Linked DNA regions of Homo sapiens: regions 1 and 3 are each linked to region 2. A link is a contact called in ENCODE Hi-C or POLR2A ChIA-PET data. All regions are on one chromosome and are shown on one strand. Each heading gives the region's core, a stretch centred on a gene start or an enhancer-like site at or near the end of the contact. The rest is flanking DNA. Distances are from core to core; before and after follow the strand shown. Region 1 has its middle 56 kb from the start of MIR145. Region 2 holds the start of HMGXB3 (HMG-box containing 3). Region 3 overlaps SYNPO (synaptopodin).

The links. A loop is a pair of places that touch in the nucleus more often than their neighbours do. ChIA-PET counts read pairs that join two places held with the same protein, here RNA polymerase II (POLR2A). Pooled maps may share reads with other maps.
Region 1: a loop to region 2 is called in a pooled map of gastrocnemius medialis, with 4 times the contacts of the local background. The contact joins the enhancer-like site here to the promoter of HMGXB3 in region 2. A Hi-C loop is called at or near these places in 1 of 168 maps with a recorded cell type or tissue (breast epithelium) and 1 of 50 pooled maps. POLR2A ChIA-PET finds 5 or more read pairs at or near these places in 1 of 52 experiments (GM12878).
Region 3: a loop to region 2 is called in a pooled map, with 5 times the contacts of the local background. The contact joins the enhancer-like site here to the promoter of HMGXB3 in region 2. A Hi-C loop is called at or near these places in 4 of 50 pooled maps.

What each region holds. Positions count from the first base shown.
Region 1 is chr5:149,484,563-149,488,657 of GRCh38, reverse strand. No RefSeq gene overlaps it. Among named protein-coding and RNA genes, the nearest start is that of MIR145, 56 kb to the right of the region's middle. Within about 2 kb of position 2,802, at least 27 of the 41 ENCODE cell types and tissues checked have a DNase peak (open chromatin) inside an H3K27ac peak, as active enhancers do; they include breast epithelium, where a contact is called at or near this core.
Region 2 is chr5:149,999,236-150,003,054 of GRCh38, reverse strand. It overlaps HMGXB3 (HMG-box containing 3), which reads right to left and starts at 2,316. Exons shown (of 20, transcript NM_014983.3): 1 at 1,876-2,316. It overlaps TIGD6 (tigger transposable element derived 6), which reads left to right and starts at 2,401. Exons shown (of 2, transcript NM_030953.4): 1 at 2,401-2,581. RefSeq lists enhancers at 1,422-1,501, 2,389-3,177 and a silencer at 2,582-2,661.
Region 3 is chr5:150,654,366-150,658,203 of GRCh38, reverse strand. It overlaps SYNPO (synaptopodin), which reads right to left. Exons shown (of 3, transcript NM_007286.6): 3 at 1-1,800. The coding sequence ends at 1,117. Among named protein-coding and RNA genes, the nearest start is that of MYOZ3, 5.0 kb to the left of the region's middle. RefSeq lists silencers at 1,403-1,462, 1,603-1,822. Within about 2 kb of position 1,348, at least 19 of the 41 ENCODE cell types and tissues checked have a DNase peak (open chromatin) inside an H3K27ac peak, as active enhancers do.

The DNA.
Region 1 (4,095 bases), core at 1,553-4,052, 510 kb after region 2:
ATCATAAATGATACTAAATGTTAGGGACAGAAGATGATAAGTAAAAACATTCAAGCAGCAAGCATAAACCCAACTTTTGGGAAATGTGGGGGGAAATAAGATGGTTTTTAGGGCAGGTAGCAGCCCTGAGAGTATAATTTTTTTTTTTTTTTTTTGAGACAAAGGCTGGATCTTGGCTCACTGCAATCTCCACCTCCGGGTTCAAGCGATTCTCGTGCCTCAGCCTCCCGAGTAGCCGGGATTCCAGGCACGCACCACCACAGCCGGCTAATTTTTTTGTATTTTTAGGGAAGACAGGGTTTTGCCGTGTTGCCCAGGCTGGTCTCAAACTCCTGTGCTCAGCCAATCCGCCCACCTTGGCCTCCCAAAGTGCTGGGATTACAGGTGTGAGCCACTGCACCCGGCCTCAATTTTCTGATCAGTGGTAGGGAGTCAGAAAACAAGTTCTTCATGCCATCACACCAAGTCTAACCCTCTAAAAAGTCTTGTTCCTCATGCTAACAGTTGCTTCAATAACAACCTCATAAATTGGTGGTAAAGACTCACTGGTTTCCATTACATATTGAAAGTTTGGATTCTAAGGCTGATAATCTGCTCATATGGGATAAATCTATCTTGCTTTTTTTTTTTTTTTTTTGAAACAGGGTCTCACTCTGTTGCCCAGTTTAGAGTGCAGTGGCATGATCATGGCTCACAGCAGCCTCAACCTCCTGGGCTCAAGCATTCCTCTGCCTCAGCCTTCCAAGTAGCTGTAGCTGGGACTACAAGTGCGCACCACCATACCCAGCTATTTATTTTTTTAGAGACGGGATCTCTCTGTTGCCTGGGCTGATCTCAAACTCCTGGGCTCAAGCCATCCTCCTGTCTCAGCCTCCCACAGTGTTGGGATTACAGGTGTGAGCCACTGCACCCAGCCTTAATGTCTTTTTAAATGCCCCTATCTGCAGTTTCTGTCCTTAAAGGAAAATGTCATATATTTATAACTGGACATCAGGAAGGAAAGCACTGTACATTAATTTTACTCTGAATGATTGCCTGTGCCTTTTTATAAAGTCACATTCAAATGTGCATTGTCACCCAGGAGAATATCAAGCCTAATAGGAGGACTTTGCTGCTTGCAAAATCTGGAGATACCTTACTCTGTGCTTTTTTGTCCCTGGATACTATGTTTGGAGTGGTGACAAGCTTAGAGAAATGAGAAGAAAATGGTGATGCATGGAAAGTAAACAGTGAAATGGTTGACTCTTGAAGCTCTGGTCTTCCTTTGGAAAAATTCCCCATTCAAGGTCACAGAGCTTTTTAGTGGCAGGGCTAGGAAAGAACCCAACTGGTACACTTTTGGCCACTGAACTGCTACTCTAGGCATGGGGCAGTGATTTTAAGTATGATTCCAGAACCAGCAGCACCAGCGTTGTCTGCGTATTTGTTAGAAATGCACATTCTTATGCCCTGCCACAGACCCACTGAATGGAACTCGGGCTGGAGTCTAGTAATCTGTGTTTTAAGAAGAAACCCTCCATCCTGGCCATCCCCAGGTGATTCTGGTGTGCAATAAAGTTTGAAGAGCCACTGGCAAACGAGAATGAGACTGAATGGGTGGCAGAATGAACTGGGAAGGGATCTGGTGCAAGACCTATTATTTGTTTCAGTATCCTCATCTATAAAGGGGGAGTAATCACCAGGCTGTCAATCTGCTGCTAGTCGTGAGTATGGAATGAAGTCAAATACCACAGGACTTGCCCCAGACAGTGGAGAGCTGAAGGCATGTCTTAGCTTATAAAAACTGCTCATTTCTTCCCAACTGTACATTTGGTGACATGGTAGCTTGAAATTAGCTGTGGTGAGAAACTGGAAAACCCTACAATCAGGGCCTGCCTCTCAACCCCAGCTGGATTAAGAGAAAATGTAAAATTAGGAGAGAAATCTGTTTTATGTATCTTAGCAGGACTTCAAAATCACATATCATGAATCTAGGAAGCCACACATTTCCCAGGTGTGGGGTAAGAAGAGAAGTGCCTAAAGCCAGACATGCAAGTTTGAGAGTTCTTATTCCAGGAGTGATAGGTGAAGTTGCAGAGCTATGTGAATTCTTCCAGCCTGAGGGTATTGATGTGGAAGTGAGGGCTGAACACAGAACTCTGAGGGATATGAAGCTAAAGAATGATTAAATACTGGAGAAGAATGGGAGTAGTCACAAAGGAGGACATCCAGAAAGTTAGTCATGTCTTATGAAGAAGTCAAGGAGAAAGCTGTATTGTTTATTAGTCATGGTACTTAATGACAAACTCTTGAATAATGGCTTTATGCAAAATGTCTTTCTCCCTAATGTGAGCCAAGTAACCTGCCTTCAATCTTCTGACAACACCATCTGGAACTTGAGGCCTTCCAGACTGACGCAGCAGAGAGGCACACCAGCAATGAACTGGCTGAGCTGGGAAGTGACACACACACATACCACTGTTACGTAGTTTATTGGCCAGAACTACTCAGCCCCCATCTATTTGCAAAGGAAGTTTAAAGATGTGGGGAAGAGGATAGGTATGTAGTTCCTTCTAATGTTCTTGCTCACAAATTGTATGTACTATTTTAGAGAAAGTTGAGTGTGTACAGAAGCAGTCTCTGGCTGTTTGTACCCTCAGGTATCTAGGCTAGATCTTCCAGGAAGGCAGAACCTCAGGCTGTAAACTCAGATGACTCTCCACTGGCTCCTTGCCTGGTTTTCAGGGCTTGTCACATAGGAAAACAAGCCATGCAGTCCCCTGTTGCTAGGAAATGCATAAACATAGCAAGAAATAACCTGCCCATCTGCTGAGGGTTTAGCATTGCAACTTTCCCATAAATGACCAACAGCTGTTTGACTTTTGGGGGGCAATATCTCTGTGTTGGTGGCATAGGAATAAGGAAGAGAAGAGAGGACCAGGCATGATGACTCACACCTGTAACCCCAGCCCTTTGGGAGGCTGAGGTGGGTGGATTGCTTGAGCTTAGGAGTTCAAAACTAGGCTGGGCAACATGACAAAACCCCATCTCTACAAAAAATACAGAAATTAGCCTGGCATGGTGGTGTGTGCCTGTAGTCCCAGCTACTCAGGAGGCTGAGATGGTAGGATCACTTGAGCCCGGGAGGTTGAGGCTGCAATGACCCATGATTGTGCCACTGCACCCCAGCCTGGGCAAAAGAGTGAGACCCCCATCTCGAAAAATAAGGAGAAGAGAGTAAGGTTTTTTTTGTTTTTTTTTTTTAAGGCAAAGGCCATATCTCCCTTTCCCCTTGTACTCATAGAGTCTAGCATAAAAAGGTGACCAGTAAAACTGCTGTTGAATATTAATGTACATCAGGATAGTATTCGCTTTCTTTCAGCAGTTTTGACCCAGATTTGTGGTCAGTTAAAACCCTACTATTGGCCAGGCATGGTGGCTCATGCCTGTAATCCCAGCACTTTGGGAGGCCAAGGCGGGTGGATTGCTTGAGGCCAGGAGTTTGAGACCAGCCTGGCCAACATGGTGAAACCTGTCTACTAAAAATACAAAAATTAGCCGGGTATGGTGGTGGGTGCCTGAAATCCCAGCTACCCAGAAGGTGGAGGGAGGCAGGAGAATCACTTGAACCTGGGAGGCAGAGGTTGCAGTGAGCCAAGATGGTGCCACTGAACTCCAGCCTGGGCAACAGAGCGGCGAGACTCCATCTCAAAAAACAAACAAACAAAAAACCCCTGCTATCTCTTATTCAAGATCTGTTGTCAGGTCACATCTATCTTGAACCTATGCAAAAAAAAAAAAATTGTTTTGTTTTACCCACATGCCAATTGTAGATTCAGAGCTTTTTATTTTATTTTATTTTTGAGATGGAGTCTTGCTCTGTCACCCAGGCTGGAATGCAGTGGTGTGATCTCAGCTCACTGCAACCTCTGCCTCCAGGGTTCAAGTGATTCTCCTTCCTCAGCCTCCCGAGTAGCTGGGATTACAGTCGCGTGCCACCATAGCCAGCTAATGTTTTTGTATTTTTAGTAGAGACAGGGTTTACTGTGTTAGCCAGGGTGGTCTCGATCTCCTGACCTCGTGATCCACCCGCCTTGGCCTCCCAAAGTGCTGGGA
Region 2 (3,819 bases), core at 1,067-3,566:
CTTCCCACCTTGGCCTCCCAAGTAGCTGGGACTACACATGTGCACCACCAAGTCTGGCAAATTTTTAAATTGTTTGTAGAGATGAGATCTCATTATATTATCCAAGCTGGTCTCAAACTCCTAGGCTCAAGCAATCCTCCTGCCTTGGCCTCCCAAAGTGCTGGGATTACAGGCATGAGCCACCACCACACCTGGCCAATTGTAATTAACTGAAATAGCAACATATGCTAGGAGCTAGAGACAGCACAGATCTAAACAGTCATCTGACCAACCAACATCAGCTCTCTGGTGCTGGGCTAAAAAACAGAGAATCTACTAACAGCTTTTATGTCTAGGAAAAGAGGCATAAAAAACTTAATAACCAGTTCAAGAAGAGTTAGTTTTTTTTGTAGCCAAGTTCTAAATTGGACTTTTACCACAAGTCTCAATCCTTGGAGGGAGAAAGGCTCACAGAAACCACTTGAATTTTACAAGAGGAAATAACATAGTTGCCCCTGAAAATCTGTCAGGAGGAAATTTAGAATTCTGGGAAGAGGCAGTTGTGGTGGTAAATATGGGACTGATACGTGCAGTACAAAGCCCACACACCTCTCATTTAGACCTCACTCCACAAATAAGGTATAATGAGCACTGCATGTGGAGTCAAGAGACCTAAACTCTAACCTTATGATCTCAGAGAAGTCTATTCCACATCCTAAATTTCAACTGTTTCTACTGTGAGAAAAGGATGAACCCAGTGGCTCCTAGTCTTTTGGAGGCAAGAATTCTTTTGACAATGTTGCGAAAGCTTAAAAAAACAAACAACTACAACAACAAAAAACCTCTCCTAGAAATTGCAGACACACTGTATTTCACCTATAATTTTCAGGATATACCCCAGGTAAAGCACACATTATTCCTTAGGTTCTTCCTAGTTCTCTGTCATCTCTAAATGATTCCTCTTCCTATTAAAAACAAAAACTAAACTAACAAAGAAAAACAAAACAAAAACCTACATTCTAACTGCCATAGTGCAACCCAGGAAGAGAACACAGTCTACAACTTGGCTGGGTAAGCAATAGGCCAGTAAAGGATAAGGGAAGCAGTAGTTCAAATCAAGGCTACGTGGGGACTGCGCTTTTTTGCCCTGAATTGACTTCTGGGCGGCTGAAAGCCTTGTGGAGAAGGGCAGTAACTGCAGGAGAGCATCTGTAATGAATGGCATATAGGGTACTAAGCACCCTGCGCAAAACGGGTTAGGAAACACTCATTACAGCCACCTTGGGCTGAGGGCAGGAAGACAACACCCTACGGTTTTGTTTGTTTTATTACCCTGTTCTAAGCCTGAGTACAAGTTTGTTATCAGACTCGAGGCAGCAGTATAGCAATGCAAAAAAAGGCAGGACAATTTAAGGTTAAAAACGAAGGGCTCTAGAGGACAGAAAATCCGGGTTCTAGTACAGACTACACCAGTCGCACCAGCACGGGGACCTCTGACCTTAAGCAATCTACTTACCCTAAGTCTCCGTTATTTCATCTGTAAAACAGAGTTAAGGTCAATACCTGAAATATGCGAGACACTTTCTCTGTCCCATCAGATCCTCCTTGGAATCTCACGAGATTGCCTTTGAGGGCTCAGCCATGGGCCACAGTTTGACTCTGGGCTAGCTCCTTTCCCTCATTCTGGGTCATGAATGAAGCAAGAGCCAAACCAGACAAAGTCTTGGTCAAGCTAAGACGTCTGGGACATCCGAATGTCCCATACGGATTGCGGAAGGAGGACACTAAGGCTCAGTGGCCCTACTTTGTGGAAGACTCAGTAGAGGCTCAGAGAGCCGCAGCATCCAACTCGAGGTCGCCCAGCGGCTCGGCGCGGCCCTCGAAGGCGGGACTTACCCGGAGGAGCGTGCAAGCTGCGCCGCTCACATTCCCGGAGGCGCTTGGCCCGGCGGCTGGACGAGGGGGATGGCTGGCGCACTCGCGCTCCCCGCTGTCGGCGAGAGGCGGCTCCAGTCGTGACAGCAGCAACAAGGAAGTGGAGGCGAGGGCTCGCGCGCGCATCCCGGGGGCTGAAGGAGCCCCGGCCCCGCGGCCCCGCCCGGCGACACACGGCGCGGAGTCGCGACAGCCCCTCTCGCTTCCCCTCCTCGGAGTCGCGATATGGGGTCCTGAAGGGCAAGAATAGGAGCACAGGTTCGCTCCGCAGGCTCCTCACCGATGCCTGCCGAGGGCCCCGGGGGTCAAGCCCCGGGGAGCTCGAGGAAGACGGCAGGGACACGGTCGTCACCGAGGCACCGGTTTGGCGGCTGCACCGGCAGTAGCGGCACACCACGGATCGCCAGGGAGACCCGTCCCGGCGGCCCTCGCGGCGCACCGGAAGCGGTCGGCAGCGCGTGACTGCATGCGACCCCTGGCGCAAGCGCAACAGCCCAGCCCTAGCTTGGGAGCGGACCCACACGAACTGCTCAAAGGCTTGGAGCGGGTCTAGTAAGGCGAACGGACTGCTTCCGGCCAGAGGTCCCGGGCGGAGGAGGAAGCTGTGGCTGCCGGCGGTGGGACGCCCCGGCCGCTCAGCCCCCGGGCACTGCTGTGGGGCGTTCAGGTAACAGGGGCGGGGCTGTGCTGAGCGTGAGGGATCTAGGCCCCGCCTCACCTTTCAGAGCCACGTCGGGCGCTGGGAAGCCTACAATACCACCCTCTCCTCAGCACGACGTTCAAGGCCTGACCTCAGCCTGTCTCAGTCTTTCCCTCTCATTCAGGATCGGGTTCATACGTAGTGCCGCATCAAGTAGCGCCTTCATCACTCCAGTGATCTGCCCTCAATCCGTCTCTCCCACTGGCCCACGAATAGTGATGGTAGTGAGTTCCTGGAGTGACTCAAGCTGAGCTGAATGACCGTATGGAGAGCTTCCGTAAATCAAATAGGGATTGGATTGGATTGTCCTTTCTCTCCAGTGTCACAAGTTGTCCACATTTGTACAAGTTCCCGCACAACCCTCACTGTATTCCAGTCTGCCTACTTCTCTGCATCTACCGCCATCACCAACCTTCTAGCCACCATCATCTCCTGCCTGGACTGATGTAGTTCTCCCCACATCCCCTCTACAATCCATTCTCCACGAAGCAGTCAGATTGATCATTTTGCACTGTAAGTCTGATCAAGTCACTCCCTGCTTAAAACCCTCCAGTGTCTCATTCACTTAAAATAAAATTCAGACGTCTTAGCTTGACCAAGACTTGTCTGATTTGGCTCTTGCTTCATTCTCTTTCTATGTCTCCTCTCAATATTAGTAGTTCCCAGAACCAGCTATATAGCACTCTGTAGTGTTTGGAGTGCTAGCTTTGTTGTGAGCCTCCTGGGTTTGAATCCCAGCCCTGCCACAAGTAAGCAATATTAAGCAAGTAAAGTGCTTAACAAATGAGGTTTACGCAGTAGATCCTCCCACCTCAGTAAATGGCACCATCATCTGCTGGATTCCTCAGTGCTCAAACCAGAAACCTGGGCGTTATCCTTGACTCCTCCTTCACCTCACATCCGGTCCAGCACAGGGCTTGCAAAAACATAGCCCCAGACTGACTACTACTCACCATCTCTCTATTACTACTCTAATCCAAGCCACCATTATCTCATGTGGACTCCTGCTTTTTTCTCTGATACCCTTCCATTCTTTACACAGCAGTCATCTCTCCTTCCTTAAAATCCTTCAATAGCTTCCTATTGCACTCAAATTAACATCCAAACTGTATATGGCCTACTGGTTTAGCCTGCTTTTATCTTCAGATTTAAGGCCATCTCTTAGGAAAATCAACTTTACCCATTAGGTTCTCTACCCTGCAACC
Region 3 (3,838 bases), core at 99-2,598, 660 kb before region 2:
ACTTCCTAATATCATGGAATGCATTTCAAGACTGGAAGAGCCCTCAGGGGTCATCTGAGCCAATCCTGTCCCCTGCTAGAATCTCCTCTATGCATCCTGGCCATGCTTTTCATATTTCCCGTAACAAGTAACTCTTTGTCTCTCTCTTTCCCAATAAGCAACCCCAAACTGAGGGCAATCAGGTAAAGTCACATGGTAGCTCTGTATCTCTTCTCTCCCCAGTTCAGCTTTGAGCCCAGAACCTGCCATGAATGGGCCCAGAAGGAACAGATGAGCTGGAGGCCCAAGTCCTGGGCCTAAGGGAAATCACTGCCTTATAATTCTCTTATGGCTGCAGATAAGATGTCCTGGACAGTCTGAACTGGGATGGAGAAAGTAGCATGACAGGGACCCGGGGAGAATTTTCCTGCCTCTTCCCTCCAGAGGGGATAGTGGGACACCTTGAGCTGGCCTGGGAGACCTCTCTAAAGGTCATTGTGATAAAAATAGAGCTTGTCTGGGAAGGGATGGAAAACAGCTGCTCCTGCCTGGGACTTGGTGCCAGGGAGCCGGATGGTCAGGCCAGTGCCTGGACATGCGACACAGGCCTAGGACCTTCTGAACACACCCCGCTTGCCAGACTCCAGACAGCAGAGCCAGGAGGGGAGGGACGAGTATGGAACCCTGAAGGTAGCAAGTCCAGGGGTCCATATACACACTGCCCCGCCTCATCCAAGGCACTAACTAGTGTGTGTGTGTGTGTGTGTGTGTGTGTGTGTGTGTGTGTGTGTGAGAGAGAGAGAGAGAGAAAGAGAGAGTGTGTGTGCATCGGTGTGTGTACTGATGGGAAGGGGAATTTTGACGTTTGTGGATTGCCTTGGCCAAAGCCACCATTAAACAGATGGGAAAGCTGAGGGTCAAACAAGGAAGGGTCTTACCCAGGGTCACACAACAGCTGAATGAGAGCAAGGGCTAGAACTCAAGCTTGCGTCCCTAACCCATCCCCAACCCCAGAGCTCTCCTCTGCTGACCCCTCATCTCTGGGGCTGCCCAAAGAGGCCAGACCCTTTGGGTCCCCCAGGTCTAATGAGCCTTCTTCTGGCTCTGCCCTCCCGGGGTGGGGTCGGGGGTGGGGCTCTAGGTGGTGCAGGAGGCCTCGGCGGGGAGGCTGCCACGCTTGAGCCGAAGGCTGCCATTCCACCCGCGGGGACAGATATTGTAGCCCAGGATGCCTGGAGACTTAGCCCCGGAGTCCTCGGAGTCGAGGGACACGTCGGAGTCCGTGGGCGAGCGGCGGTAGAGGAAGGGCCTGGGAGGCGCGGGCAGCGGGCTCCGGGGACTGGTGCAGGACGAAGGACCGGCGGGCAACGGGCTCCGCGGGATGGGCGCGAAGGCTGCCCCCGGCACAGCAGCCGAGCCGGGGCGGGCGGGCTGTGGCGAGCGCATGCGCGGGGGCGGGGGCGGGGGCGGGGGCGGGGGCGGTGGCGCCCTCGGCGGGGAGAAGGGCCGCGGGTTCTCGGCGCCCGCCGACCGCGGGGAGGCGCTCTTGCGCCGGGCCGCATTGATGATGTTTCGCGCCAGAAGCGCCTGCAGCTGGCGGCTGGGGGGCCGCGCCTCGGTCTCAGGTCGCAGCGGGGACACCGAGCGCTCGCTCCACGAGGGAGACATGGGCGGTGGCGGCGGCAGCGGCGGGGGGCTGCTCATGCTGCTCCCGCGACCTGGCTCCCACGGGCCCGGGCTCACCCAGCCGTCTAGGCTGCTGGGGGGCCGGGACGCGCCCGGCGTCCAGGGTGGGGAGGTGGGCAGGCTCTCCCGGCGGTCCTGGGGAGAGAGCAGAGAGGGTGGGGCAGGCATTAGTGCTGAGGTCTTCCACACCGGGCTTTAGGAAGGGACGGAGTCCGATTTGTCCATTACACCGAGAAGGGAAGCCACCGATCCAAGTCAGGTAGTGCCTGCAATAAAACGCAGGCGCCCAAACTCTCAGCCCGGAACGCCTGAAGAGTCCCCGCTGTCTTGTGTCTGCCTCCGTGTTAAGAAGACTCGCTTTGGAGAGAGCCGCCTTAACTTACTAACTGAGCTTGGGCAAGTTACTTCACCCCTCTGGGCTTCAGTTTCTGCTTCTGTAAAATGGGGTGTGATAACAGTACTTAACCTTATAGGGTTGTTGTGAGGGTTAAATGAGATAACTGATGGAAAAGAACATTACATATATCGGCACATTCCTTGGAAGAAAGTGCTCAATAGATGTTGATTACCATAAAGAAATACCAGAAGGGCTTGGCGCGGTGGCCCGCGCCTGTAGTCCCAGCACTTTGGGAGGCCGAGGCGGGTGGATCACCTGAGGTCAGGAGTTCGAGACCAGCCTGGCCAACATGCAGAAACCCTGTCTCTACTAAAAATACAAAAATTAGTGGCACGGTGGCGCGTGCCTGTAGTCCCAGCTACTGCGGGGGCTGAGGCAGGAGGATCGCTTGAACCTCAGAGGCGGAGGTTGCAGTGAGCCGACATCGTGCCACCGCACTCCAGCCTGGGCAACACAGCGAGACTCTGTCTCAATTTAAAAAAAATACTAGAAGGATATACATGAAACTAACCAAAATGGTCACCTGTTAGGAAATGGGGTGAGAACAGGAACAGGGCACACAGTCTGAGGCACTGGGAGCTGCTCTGTCTGTGGCACATCCCGGGAAGCTTTCAGTCAGGCTAGCTGAGGGAGGCTTCGGTTTCCCCATGACTTAGGGAGAGGAGCTGGGAGGGAGGTCCCGGGCCCAGGGCCACATGGGAAGAACTAGATAGAGGCTGAGACTAGTGTCTCAGGGCCAAATGCCAAGTCAGGGTGGGCTCTGTGTGTCCTCTCATCTGACCACAGTGTCACCCTGAGCAGGGAGGTGGGGCCTAGAGCTCATGACCCAAGCCAGTCAGCAACTATTGAGGCAGGGGAACCTGGCTCTTCAGCCAAGAGAGTAGGCTGGGGCAGGGAGATGGGAATAAGGCTTTTTAATATATTACTTTTTATATAAGTTTAGATTTCTGAACCATATGAATGTATTATCTATTATCAAAATTAAAATGTAAAAATATTGACCATTATTATTTTTTAAGATGGAGTTTCGCTCTTGTTGCTCAGGCTGGAGTGCAATGGCACAATCTCAGCTCACCGCAACTTCTGCCTCCTGGGTTCAAGTGATTCTCCTGCCTCAGCCTCCCGAGTAGCTGGGATTACAGGTGCCTGCCACTACACCTGGCTAATTTTGTATTTTTAGTAGAGACGGGGTTTCTCCATGTTGGTCAGGCTGGTCTCGAACTCCTGACCTCAGGTGATCCGCCCGCCTCAGCCTCCCAAAGTGCTGGGATTACAGGCGTGAGCCACCGCGCCTGGCCGACTATTATTAAAGTTGGACTTAGGGAAAGACCCTCTCAGCCCCAAACCATTTGCCATGTTGCCATGGTCACCTCATCATCTTTCCTTGGATGCCTGAACAGGGAGGAAGATGCCCCTGACAGATGGAGATACAAAAGGAAGTCGGGCCATTCCTCCCTAGGCAGCACACGCCCCTCACTGAGCTTTTTCACAGCAATGGGGAGGGGAGTGTGGTTTTGGAGAGGCCAAGATGGTGAACAGCTTGGAGGCTATGAAGCACTGGTCAGCGATGCAGAGCCATACCTGTTTCCTATGTACTTAAGGACTTTCAGTCTACAAACTTCATTCTCATCCTTTATCTCATTAGGTTTTCACAACAGACTAGTGAGGTAATTAGCATTACCACACCCATTTTACAAATGATGAAAATGAAGCTCAGAGGTGTAAATAACAATCTAGTGTGTTCTGCCCCACCAGGAAGTGTGTGTGTGTGTGTGT